Regions from separate parts of the Homo sapiens genome. Here all the other regions are linked to region 3. The links are chromatin contacts, found by Hi-C in ENCODE. All regions are on one chromosome and are shown on one strand. The core of a region is the stretch at or near the end of the contact, and the rest is flanking DNA. Distances in the headings are between cores, read along the strand shown. Region 1 overlaps LTBP1 (latent transforming growth factor beta binding protein 1). Region 2 overlaps ALK (ALK receptor tyrosine kinase). Region 3 overlaps EHD3 (EH domain containing 3).

Region 1 (3,762 bases), core at 345-2,844, 2.0 Mb after region 3:
AGGCCATTTCTTCTAGGGATGGAGGATTCACAAGAAACCATTGCTATCTAAACCTGAAAGGACAGCTATATTCTCTGGGACCTGACTTAGTTAGAGAGTCGCATGCTGTGTGGTGTTTTGTGATTGGGCCATGGATCCTTGAGGGGAAGGAGCACAGTGAGCTCCATTGCTGTTGCTTCATGGTCTTGGTTCTCTGGCACCAAAACATAGCACCATGACAAGTACGATCGTGATGTCCCCAAAGTGAAATCATCTGCCGCTTGAACGTCAATATTTACAAGTTGAATTATTGGAATTCCATGATACCATGTTGTGCTTCTTAAGCAGAGTTAAAATGAAATCTATACAATGACATGCCCTCCACAGCATTAATTCACTGAGTATTTCTTTACTAGCCAGAGCACTTTTGAGAAAACCTGAATATTTTTAGCAAGGTCTTAAGAATATCTTTTTCTTTTATTTCTATATCTAACTTACGTGTTTATTTTATACATCTCTTATCTGTAGGCTGAATCTGGGATATTGTATATCGAATAACTACTAGATTAATTGCTCTTTTGTTAAATAAGCCCAGGTTTTTAAAGGAGGAGCCTGGGGGAAGAGATCTAATACAAGCCCAGTGGGGCTTGGCCATATGGCTGTCTCACATACAGTCCGTCTCACATGTGTTGTCTCAGTCCACTCAAGAGCTCCATGAAAAACGGATGTCTCTAGTGCCATTTTATAGAAGACAAAATAGGCAGAGAGACGTTGAGAGTTTTGCCTATAGTCATGGAGGTGGTAATTGGTAAAGTGAAGATGTGAATGTTTTTCTATTTTCAAAAGCTGCCCTCTTGCCATTTACCCAGTTGTGGGTCATCCTTACATTGCTTTTCACTGAGTTCAAGGGGAATGTGGTTGTGCAGAAAAGTCTGTTTCCTGTTCATAATGTGCTAATGCTGCAAGGCAAGTAGATATCTGGGAGTTTGCTTTGTGTTCAGAAGTCTTTTTGCTGTGGCTGGACAGCATTTGTTGAGATAAGATATTATTCGTGCTGAACTTAACTCCTTTCTGCTGTTTGTTTGAGAAAAAGTACAGTCAATGGGCCTCCAATCATCTAATTTCAAATTTTTGTCCTCTTGTTATTCCTGATTATGTTTATCTCCAGTATAGTTTCTTCCTTTTCCTCCCTGTGAATGATATACTTTGTCCTGGTAATTCTTTTTTACATTTCAGGGGAAGTACTAGATATAGAACACTTTACCTTTATAAAAACATTATCTCTTTCTCCTTTTCCTCCTCTTCATCCTCATCAGTCTTTCTGTACTTACCATTGTTTCAAAGATGCTAATTATTTAATTGGAAGCAATATAAACTTTTTTGCTTTGAGAAAAGGAACTATGATGCTTCTTTTCCCCTGTTTCCTGGTTGATTTTTATATCCAACTGTACATCTAATCTCAAATTTGGAAAACCCTCCATGGTTTAGCTCCACATCTTCTCTGACTCTGCACACCCACTCTTTGTTCCTTCGTATTGACCTGCCTTCCCCTGTCTTTACCCTCCTCCGTTGCCACTGGCTTTTCTCCCAGCTGGTGGTTGGTGTTATGCTTAGCTAGAGCTGTTCCATCTCTTTGGAATCTCTCTCCCCAGTAGAGCCATTGAGTCACTTCCTTGTTTCAGTTCTTGCCTAAACACAGTCCTACTTACTCTTGCAAGAGTTACAATGAATCAGACTTCTGTTTTATTTCATGTTTTCCCTCAGTGCAGTCTCTACAAGTATTTTTTGAAACCTGTATCACTTTAACGTTTTGGGTTCTCTCCTTTGGCTCTAAAAGATGTTCTCTACTGAAACTTAAAATATTTTATACTTTATTATATAATAGTCCTTCATAGCATAATAAAATGAGTTATATACATGTAATGAAGACAATTAATAAGAGTATTTCAGTTTATCATTTTTTAGTGTTTTAAATAGTAAGATTAAGTAGTAGGTTCCTGACATGTGGCTATCTTTATGGAGTGGCCCTTTTAATAGTTAAATATCTGAAGACTTTTAATAAATGTGTCCTGAGAGTTTATCAAATGGCTAGTACTTTAATGCTGGTTATAGGTTTTACCCACACCAGGCACCAGTTGAGGAGGATGATTGGGGCCTGGAGTCCAGCCCATGCTCTGCTCATCCAACTCCATGTCCTGATGCAGGTCACATCCTACAGCTGCCCTTTTCTAATCCCCACACAGGGGTTGATGGAGTCCCAGTATCTGGGATTGGACAAGCATCATTTAATCTCACAATCCTTTGGGGTTGGGATTACTGGCTCAGAGAGGTTGGATGATTTGCTGAACTTCTCACTGCTAGTAAGAAGTTTCTGGGATTTCAATCCAAGTCTAATGACTCCAGTCCAGCACTCTTTTCTTACCACCACTGCTGGATCCTCCTTCCCCAGGACTCTGCACAGTGCAGCAAACACTCTTGGAATGAGGGTACGTTGTAGGCACTATAGGTACCAGCGATTTTAATACGTGAAAATTAAATCTTATAAAACCTTATGAAACCATATTCCACCATCTATCACAATCTCTTCAAATCATCATTCAGCCTCTGAAGCAACTCCAGTGGGGAGTTTTTAATTGACAAAAATTGTAATCCTTGGTTACCAGATAAGTTTTGAACTATCTTTCCTCTCACATTGATAGGCAGATGTAAAAGTGTCTATGATCACAGCCCAACTTTGAATATCAGGGAAGTGCTACAGTATTACCTCAAAAATGAGATTAAAGTCTGAAGATATGTGTTCCCAGTCAGGCCAAGATTTAGATACATACATTACCCTGCAATCTGTAATTTTTGATGACTAGCTTCAAAATTAAAGGTTTTTTTCACTATTGCTTATAATAATTTTGTGTTGTAAATGTAGTAACATGGATATTTGTGGAATAATTGTAATGATTCTTGAACAGCCTTACCTTCTGCATCACAGTGTTCATACAGATGTGCACATAGGAAGGGTTGAAAAGTTATTTTCATGCACTCAGTGTTCCAGGAATCATGACCAGTGCACTGCTGAATCAAGGCTGGGAGTAGCTTTGTTTGTTTTTCTTCCTTTTGCCTTATTTGTATAAGTGCTGTAGTTAGAGGCCCAGGCAGCATGAGCAACTCTAGAGATGTGGAAATGAGGGAGGAGGAGATAAGACAAAAGGAGGTGGTTAGGAGGCCGTCTGCCTAGACGCAGTCCTATTATAGATGTGAGAGCAGCAGAAACACTTGAGTTTTGCTGTGGTGTGTAGTAACTTGTATTTCCTAGATGGGATAATGTAACCTATCAGTATGTAGTGACCACAGAACCTTAGACCTTGCAGAAATCGTAAAGGTCATCTGCTTCATATCCTGGGCATCCCTGAGAGATGGGTTTCCATGGTCAGCTCCTAGTGAAGTCAGCATCTTCCACTGTTAAGGAGCATTAACTGTTGAAAAGATCTTCTGCTTAATGAGGTTGAATCCACTCTTTCTATGATTTGTAGCCTTTAGTCCTGCCAATACAAGTTAAGCATCCCAAATCCAACAATCTGAAATCCAAAATGCTCCAGAATCCAAAATGTTTTGAGTACCAACATAACACTCCAAGGAAATGCTCGTTGGAACAATTTAGATTTTGTACTTTTGGATTTGGGATGCTCAACTGGTATTTTCAAATATTCTAAAATCTGAAAATAACTAACATCTAAAATACTTCTAGTCCCAAGCGTTTTAGATCAGAGATCCTCAACCTGGACCTTCATC
Region 2 (4,047 bases), core at 1,332-3,831, 1.5 Mb before region 3:
TGAAACGTAGATGAGAAAGGAGTGGGGAAATAGGAGCAGGAGCTTCTAGGTGCCCAAGTGAGGCAGACAAGTGAAGGCCTGAAGAGAAAGGAGGAAGAAATATACCTGGACTGAAGGCATTATTGATTTGCTAGCAATACAATTGTTGCTGTTTTTCTGATGATTTCTTAAGCCCTTTCTAGGCACTGCAGGGTATCAAGGCAGAGTGAAAACCTCAAGCTCTTGACACTCTGAATTTTTCACTGTGTATCATCCCCCTAATGTCCTCAGCTTCAGCTCCAGGGCTCATCTCTATCATAATTTCATTTCACACAATCTCAACTCCTTTGCCTCTTTCTTTACAATTATCCTGGAGCAGGTAGATGTGGTAGTGGGAGAAGAGGGGTGGAGGAACACACAACAGTGCTGACAGGCCTCATTTTAAATTCATCACCAGAAACCTCAAGACCCTCAGGATGGCCCGGGAATCCCATTGCCTTCCCTGACTAACTCAGTTCACTCTCTCTCTTTCCAATACAACTAGTTCAAACTTCCTCTCAAGTTCTCAAAACTCCAATTCCCCATATGCTTCCACATTCTCAGTGAATGAATTTGTTTCTTAGCTTATTGAGAAAAGAGAAGTGATCTACCCACTTACATGTATCAGTGCCTTCTCTTCTGTTGTAAAGGATAACAGTTTACTCTCTTAAACAGTGCCAGCCTCTTCACTTAGGTGCTAGTCTCGTCTCTTCTCAAGGGATCTGCTGTTACAATGGTCCTGCATCAACAATTTTCCCTCTCTACCAAGTCAGTCACACAAACATGCACCATCTTATAAAGAAAGAAAAAGCTTCTTTGACTGCCACACTCTTCTCCAGCCATTGTCCCTTTACTCTGCTCTTCTTTACAGCTAAATCTATTAAAAGATTTGTCTTTGCTCCTGTCTCCACCTTCTTCTTCCCGTGTTCTCTTAAATCCAACAAAATCTAGATTGTCTTCACTACTCCACCTCAAGGTCGCCGACGACCCTAGGCTGCAGATACATTGAACAACTCTAGGTCTTTGTTTCACTGGACCACTCAGCAGCATTTGCCCCTGCAATCACTCCCTGCTTCTTGGATTTTTCACATCCTGGTCACCACATAGTCTTTGGTTGCCTCCTGCTTCAGTGGGAAGATCCTCTTTATTCTTCTTTGCCAGGTCTTCCTTATTTTCCAAACTGTAGAGGAGGAAACGTCTCCTTTTCCGGCAGCACTTGCTTAGGAACTGTCATGGCTGAGTATTATATTTTATCCCACTGGTTCTAACCAGCTGATGATCAATAAATTTCAAGTGAGTGCGGGACACCAGACCCTTCCTGTACCTAACTGAAGACTCTTTGCTGACCAATGAAGATAACTTGTTTACCCATGCTCACACAAACCTATGCATTCATTCATTCTCTTTAGTTCAAAGAACCGATTTTCAACTCCAAATAACCAGAACCACATTGTAGCCCTCTTCGTAAGACTTTAAAAACTCTGACTTTTCTTACTTGGAAAACCATACAGTGAATTTCTCCTTGCCCGACATGTAAGTAAGCTTGTCATAAAAAACAACTCTGTGGGATCTTTATTTTATTATTTGACAGTTGTTAAAAGTTGAAGAACTTGGGAATTTTCTGCATCTAAACTCTCTCTCAAAGTGATCTTACCCAGTTTCATGGCTCTAAATATCATCCACATACTACTGTTACCAAATTTGTGTCTTCAGCCCAATCTCTCCCCTGAACAACAGAATACACAGAATATACATCCAACTGCCTGCTCAAAATCTCCACTTTATTGCCCAATAAGCATCTGAAACTTACCATGAGCAAGCCAAAAACCTAACCTCCCTTCCCCTAAACCCCAGGTATTCCCCATTTCAGAAAGTGTTACCAATACTCGCCTGGTTGCTTGGGCCAAAAACCAATGAGGAATCCTTAACTTCTTCCTTTTATTCACACCCCACATCAATTCATCAGCAAATCTTGATGGCTCTACCTGAATTTTACCCCTTCTCATCTTTTCCCATCTCGCATCTCTCCATTATTGCTATGAGCTCAAAGAGGGCCCCCCTTCAGTCTGTTCTCTATGTGGCAGTTAGATTGACACTGCAGCCCCTGAAATAGCTTTCAAATTTCTTGCCATAGCCTAGCCCCTAAAGGCCCCACAGGATCTGGCTCCTGATTCTGTCTCTAACCTCATTTGCAACCATTTTCCCTCATTGCTGGAGCTCAGTCCCACAGGTCTCCTTGCTCTTCCCCGAACTCACCAAGCACATTCCCACCCCAGGGCCTTTGCACTGGCAGTTCTCTCAGCCGAGGAAGCTCCTCCTACTCAGAGGTACATGGCCACTCCCTCTCTCTGTCCAGGTCCCTGTCCATAGGTCAACTTCCCAGAAAGAATTTCCCTGGTCATCCTGCTGAGAGACAACTCATTGTAAGCCACTCCCATCCCTTTGCCCTATTTCTTACACATATATGTGTTCTGTATATTGGTTTATTCATTGTGTACCTCCTGCACTAGTCACTGCTATGTCTCCATGCCTGGCACACAGCAGGCACTCAATAAATATTTGTCAAATAAATGAAATCAGCGCCCTGGAGGAAGGTGTTATCTCTGGCACTTATTAGCTGTTAACTTCAGGCTAAGCACACACTCTGCCAAACCTCAATTTTCTGAAAACGATGACGAGAATAAGAATAGGGCATATTCTAAAAATTCTCAGGGTTTTGTAAGGGCCACATGAGATAATGTGTGCATGACACAGTCTTTCAGTATCAGTCATATCATTCTTAAAATTGTATGCTCCTATCTCTGTTTTAGAATCCAAAATGAGTGGGAGTCTTGGTCTCTTTTCTATATTTAGATCATCTTGTGTCAATAATTACAACGTCCAGAAATCAAAAGTGCTCCCAGAGAGCTGCTTCGCTATTATTCACTAGTTAATCATTAACTTTGCCAAATGTACATGATCACAACTACCCAAATTGCAGCCGATTGGCACTGTGTATTTCCAATCTTTATTTTTACATGTCTCACTGCATGTCTATTTATTCCTAAGCCAATGAACATAATATAATAAATATATCATACTTGTGTCAGTATAAGTAATGAAGAGCTATGCATGTGTGATGGTTATTTACATGAATGCCCCAGGCTCACTGGCAAGCATGTTTTACAAACCTACATCAATAAAATGTAACAAATGCTCCTATTCTAAATGCTCTTTGGAACAGTTCCTACCTTGCCTGTACACGTTTTACTTATTTCTTTTCCTTCCAACAATAAAACAATCAGTGACAGTCTGCTTGTTTTTTCCCTGTTATTTGAAAACACACTTAATAATGCATTCGTTTACAATGATTTTGTGTCACACAAAGCAAAGCTTAATGTGGCCAAATAAATAGTGGTCTGGATGTCAAATCAGGCACAGCTCTCAGAGAGTACAGGGCAGGCCTGTTTTTGGGACTGGCAGCCCAGGGGAAATGGTTTGGGTATTCACTAGGCTGAGCCTGCACCTGTTCAGCAAAAGAAACCTCAGTAAATTTACATGACTCCTAGAGTTAGCGGTGATGGGCGATGTTGTTAATTTAGTCTGAAAAACAGAGATGTGATTTCAGAGAAAGGAGAGAGTTTGCAGATGCACCATTTGTCCTAAACATATAGCCCTCCCCATACCTTCTCTAGGCCTGGAAAATGAGCGGTTTGAACTCACTGCTCGCTAAGGTCCTCTCTGGTTCATACATATTTGTTTCTCTATGGTTTGCTTTCACATTTTCTTCCAGCTGGCTCATTCAGAAGGGAGCTATTAGTGTCAAGGGCGGAATTTGGATGGAATTAAACAGCTCCCACTCCACCTCACCTTTCTCTAAGCCCCATCCCATCCTGCCAGAGAAGTTTGTGCTCTTTCTTAGTAGCTCAAATATTGAAGCAAAAATTACTCTCCCATAATATTCTTTTGTACTGTCAAAAGTTATAGCTTCAGCATGCATTTCCTGCCTCCCCAAGAGGACCCATGTATAACTTTTGTGTTCACTCAATG
Region 3 (4,049 bases), core at 473-2,972:
CAGAGCCTCTTCCCTTCTCTGCAGCTTCTCTGGTGTCTTTGTTTTCCCCAGCCTGGTGGAGGCGTGGCTACAGTGCAAGAGTTGAGTTTGGAGTTCAGGTCTTGGCTCTGACCCCCAGCATTGCATGGCCTTGGGCCTTTCTCTCACCCTCTATAAACCTCCATTACCTTGTCAGCATAGGACTCAACACTGGCTGCCCTGGCTGCCTTAGCCTGTTCTGAGCCATTGAGCCAATATATTGGGGCTGAGATTTGCTGGACAGGTGAGAGGGAGCTGCAGCCCAGTCTTGGTCCTCCCAGCAGCCCCTCCTGTGGCCTGCACTGGCACAGCTAAAATCCAGATTGGGGAATAAGGAGCAGCAGAAGGCCAGAGGCCTGGCAGGGAGTTGTGGAGGGTCCCTACTGCCCTCCTGCTGTGAGCTGTTTGCAGAGGTGGGGGTTGGGGATTTTCTTAGCCCTCTGGCCCCTCCCTACCCACAGCTCTGAGGGACTGCCTTTGGGAGGTGACAGCAGCCTTGCCATGCGCTGTGCTGAAGGGAAGATAAAAATAGGCTGGAGCCATCCCTGGGAAGGGAAGGATGGACAGAGGGATGTAGGAAGGAGGGGAGTAGTGCGGGCTGCAGGCTTCACCTGAAGTGGGAATGCTTAGGCTTCCCGGGCTCCAGTGAGGAGCTGGCTGTGCCTGCGTGCCAGGGAGGGAGGGAGGGAGGCAGGGAGCGGCCAGGTGCAGAACGGCTGGATGGCTGACAGCTGGGTCATCTGGCCTCACGACTTGCCAACTGTTTGACTCTCTCCTCTCTGAACCTCAGTTTCCTCCCCTGGAAGTGAGAACGATACTCCTCGCGCTGCCTGCCTCAGAGCGTGTCGTGAGGGTGACATGAGATAATGACATGAACATCTTACCGTCTGCAGCAAGCACTGAACTTCGAGTTGGAGGCTAGGGGTCGTGTCTCATGGGTGGTATTGGCTGAGTCACTTAACTCCTAGAGTTTGCGTGAACATCTCCGAGGGAGGGTTGATGATGCCCCTGCCCACTGGGCAGAGCAGCCTCTGAAGCACTTTCCTGGGCCTTGTCTCTGAGCCGAGACAGGACACCTGTGTTCAAAAGAGAAGGCAAAATCTAGTTCACACCAGGCCCTCGATGACGCACCCATCAGGAACTATCCTCAGGATGGCACCTGGAGATACTGGGCCAGCTCTGCCCCTTCCTGAGCCTCAGTTTCCCTATCTGTAAATCAGGAAGTTGGACCATTGATGGCTAAGCTCCTCGTAGCCTCATAGGTCTACGCCACAGGAGCAGGGGGAGAAGGCTCAGGTGTTAGTTGAGCTGTATATTCATTGAGCAGCTGACAGATCTTGGAGAAAATCACATGGCAATGGGAATGCTTGGAAGCACTTCATTTACCAAAGACAGAGGAGCTGAAAATGGAGTAGTACTGGCATCCGGGTAACCAAAGGAGGGTTTGACCTTCCTTTGTTTGTTAGAATTCTCTTACAGCCACCAGGGAAACATTACAGGGGTCCTCCAGGAAGCTTTAGGGCAGCAAGTTTTCCCGACCGTCTGATCCCATCCCCCTACCCCCTGTGGCAGTGCCTCCACACGTCCTAAATATGTACCCCACTGGGTGTTCACTAGATGCCACAGGGTGGGGGAAAGGCTTTTTAAACCTAGCTCCGTTGGCTCCATTCATCCTCATCCCCCACCCCATCGATGCCTGCTACTTAGTCTGAAATGACAGCCTTTGAAAGTGAAAGCCAACTCGGTGCAGTGGTTCATAGCACTGACTCCAGGGCTACCTTCCTGGACTTGAGTCCCAGCCCATTGCTTACCAGCTGGGTGACCTTAGACAAGTTCCTTTATCTGTTTGTATCTCTGGTTACTCCTCAGAGAAGTGGGGCTGATATTAGTGTCTAATGACCCTACACAGAGTCATCGTGAGGATTAAAGGAATGAATGATTATAAAGTACTTAGGTCAGTGCTGAACACCTTTTGAATGCTATTGTTATTTTTATGGGCCAGTGGTATTCAAAGTGTGGCCCTTGGACCAACAGCATCAGAATCTCCTGGGAGCTTGTTAGAAATGCTCTGCGCCAGACCTACTGAATCAGAAACTTTGGGGATAGAGTCCAACCATCTGGGTTTTAAGAAGCCCTGGGGGGATTCTGATGGAGGCTAAGTCAGGACCCCTGTTAAAGACAGTCAGAGCTTCTTAAGTCTGACTCACTCACAAGGCAGTTGCCTGATGATCTTGCCTGGTCTCTAGCCTCCCTCTGTGAGGCAGGGCAGGCTTTTTCCTAATGATTTGGTTTCCCATTCGATGGTGGCAATGAGCTTTGGGTCCCCAGTGTGTGTCACCTTGGAACCCTTGTGCTATGGGGAGCCAGGATGGTTGGTCACTTTAGTACCCAAGAAAGGGCTCCTACCTTGGTGCCAGAGGTATGCCACGGGGGAGTGGCAGGAGGAGAGGCTGAGAACCCTGCTCAGACTCAGAATGGGAAAGCCTAACACCTCCATCTTCATGCGACTGCTGCTGCTCATGGGCTGTGTGCCCTTCGACAAATCACTTGACTTCTCTGAGCCCCACTTCCTTATCTCTTGTCTTCCTATTTTATGTAAGAGGAGCCTGAGACACAGAGGTAAGACCTACTGGGGCTCTGGGTGTCAGTGAATGTATAGACTATTGGTCCACCCTCCTACTTCAGCTCCTACTGGATCCACAGCTACTTGGGATTGAGCAGAACAACTTCTCTGGGGCTCCTGTAACCAGTCTGACCTAAAGCAGCTTAGTGCTAGATAACCAAGATGCGGGTGGCCAGAGTTCCAGTCACATCCTAAGGAAGAAACCCCTTGTGGTTTCAAGAGTTGGGAATTTTGTGCTGCAGCTGATTACAAAGGAAAGAGCCTGAGTGAGAACAAGATGTTTTTATAACAAGAATTGCAGATTTCTTCCAGACCAGTGACAGGCATGGTCTGAACCATCATCAGTATCTACTTTTTAGTGTTTCATTGTTTTCAGACCTTAGAAAGAATTTCTGGGTCTTTGTGTCAGATTAGGTGTCCAGACTTTCTTTTCCAGCGGGCTGCTAAATACAGTAAGCACGGATAGGGGAGCTGGTATGGAAATAATGACGTTAATAAGAGTTACTAGGCCAGGCGCAGTGGCTGGCTGGGGGCGGTGGCTCACACCTATAATCCCAGCACTTTGGGAGGCCAAGGCAGGCGCATCACCTGAGGTCAGGAGTTCAAGACTCAGCCTGGCTAACATGGTTAAACCTGTCTCTACTAAAAACACAAAAATTAGACGGGCATGGTGGCGCATGCCTGTAATCCCAGCTACTCGGGAGGCTGAGGCAGGAAAATCACTTGACCCCAGGAGGCAGAGGTTGCAGTGAGCAGAGGCAGTGCCACTACACTCCAGCCTGGGTGAGAGAGCAAGACTCCGTCTCAAAAAAAAAAGTAACTAGCATTTACTGAGCACCTACTAAGTGCCGGATTCTAAGAGTATTTAATCTTCATAGTTCTATTAACTAGGTATTCATATTATTTTAGTATTTAACAGTATTTTTAGACGAAAAAAATTCTATGAGACATTGAGTAATTTGCTGGAGTCCAAACAGTTAAAATGTGGAGGAGCCAGGATTTAAACTTAGATCTGACTCCCAAGACTGTGTTATTTCTACCACACCCGACTGCTTCTCCAAACCCCTACCCTATACCCCAAAGGCCCCAGCCCCTGATTGTCCCTCTGCCGGCAGGGTATGACTTTGCAGCTGTCCTTGAGTGGTTTGCCGAGCGGGTTGACCGCATCATTCTGCTCTTCGATGCCCACAAACTGGACATCTCTGATGAGTTCTCAGAAGTCATCAAAGCCCTCAAGAACCACGAGGACAAGATGCGAGTGGTGCTGAACAAAGCTGACCAGATCGAGACGCAGCAGCTGATGCGGGTGTACGGGGCCCTCATGTGGTCCTTGGGGAAGATCGTGAACACCCCAGAGGTGATCCGGGTCTACATCGGCTCCTTCTGGTCCCACCCCCTCCTCATCCCT

What was found. Hi-C counts contacts between places; a loop is a spot of excess contacts on that map. Pooled maps may share reads with other maps.
Region 1: a map with no recorded cell type shows a loop between it and region 3 (7-fold over the local background). The contact joins two enhancer-like sites. A Hi-C loop is called at or near these places in 2 of 37 single-sample maps with no recorded cell type and 1 of 50 pooled maps.
Region 2: a loop to region 3 is called in a pooled map, with 14 times the contacts of the local background. The contact joins two enhancer-like sites. A Hi-C loop is called at or near these places in 2 of 37 single-sample maps with no recorded cell type and 2 of 50 pooled maps.

What each region holds. Positions count from the first base shown.
Region 1 is chr2:33,209,202-33,212,963 of GRCh38, forward strand. All of the region lies in intron 7 of LTBP1 (latent transforming growth factor beta binding protein 1), which reads left to right. Among named protein-coding and RNA genes, the nearest start is that of MIR4430, 210 kb to the right of the region's middle. Within about 2 kb of position 1,595, at least 7 of the 41 ENCODE cell types and tissues checked have a DNase peak (open chromatin) inside an H3K27ac peak, as active enhancers do.
Region 2 is chr2:29,720,975-29,725,021 of GRCh38, forward strand. The region is part of intron 1 of ALK (ALK receptor tyrosine kinase); the gene reads right to left. Among named protein-coding and RNA genes, the nearest start is that of ALK, 200 kb to the right of the region's middle. Within about 2 kb of position 2,582, at least 3 of the 41 ENCODE cell types and tissues checked have a DNase peak (open chromatin) inside an H3K27ac peak, as active enhancers do.
Region 3 is chr2:31,256,754-31,260,802 of GRCh38, forward strand. It overlaps EHD3 (EH domain containing 3), which reads left to right. Exons shown (of 6, transcript NM_014600.3): 4 at 3,757-4,049. It overlaps LOC124905983 (a long non-coding RNA gene), which reads right to left. Exons shown (of 4, transcript XR_007086270.1): 2 at 903-1,094. Among named protein-coding and RNA genes, the nearest start is that of EHD3, 25 kb to the left of the region's middle. RefSeq lists enhancers at 1-281, 367-416. Within about 2 kb of position 1,723, at least 2 of the 41 ENCODE cell types and tissues checked have a DNase peak (open chromatin) inside an H3K27ac peak, as active enhancers do.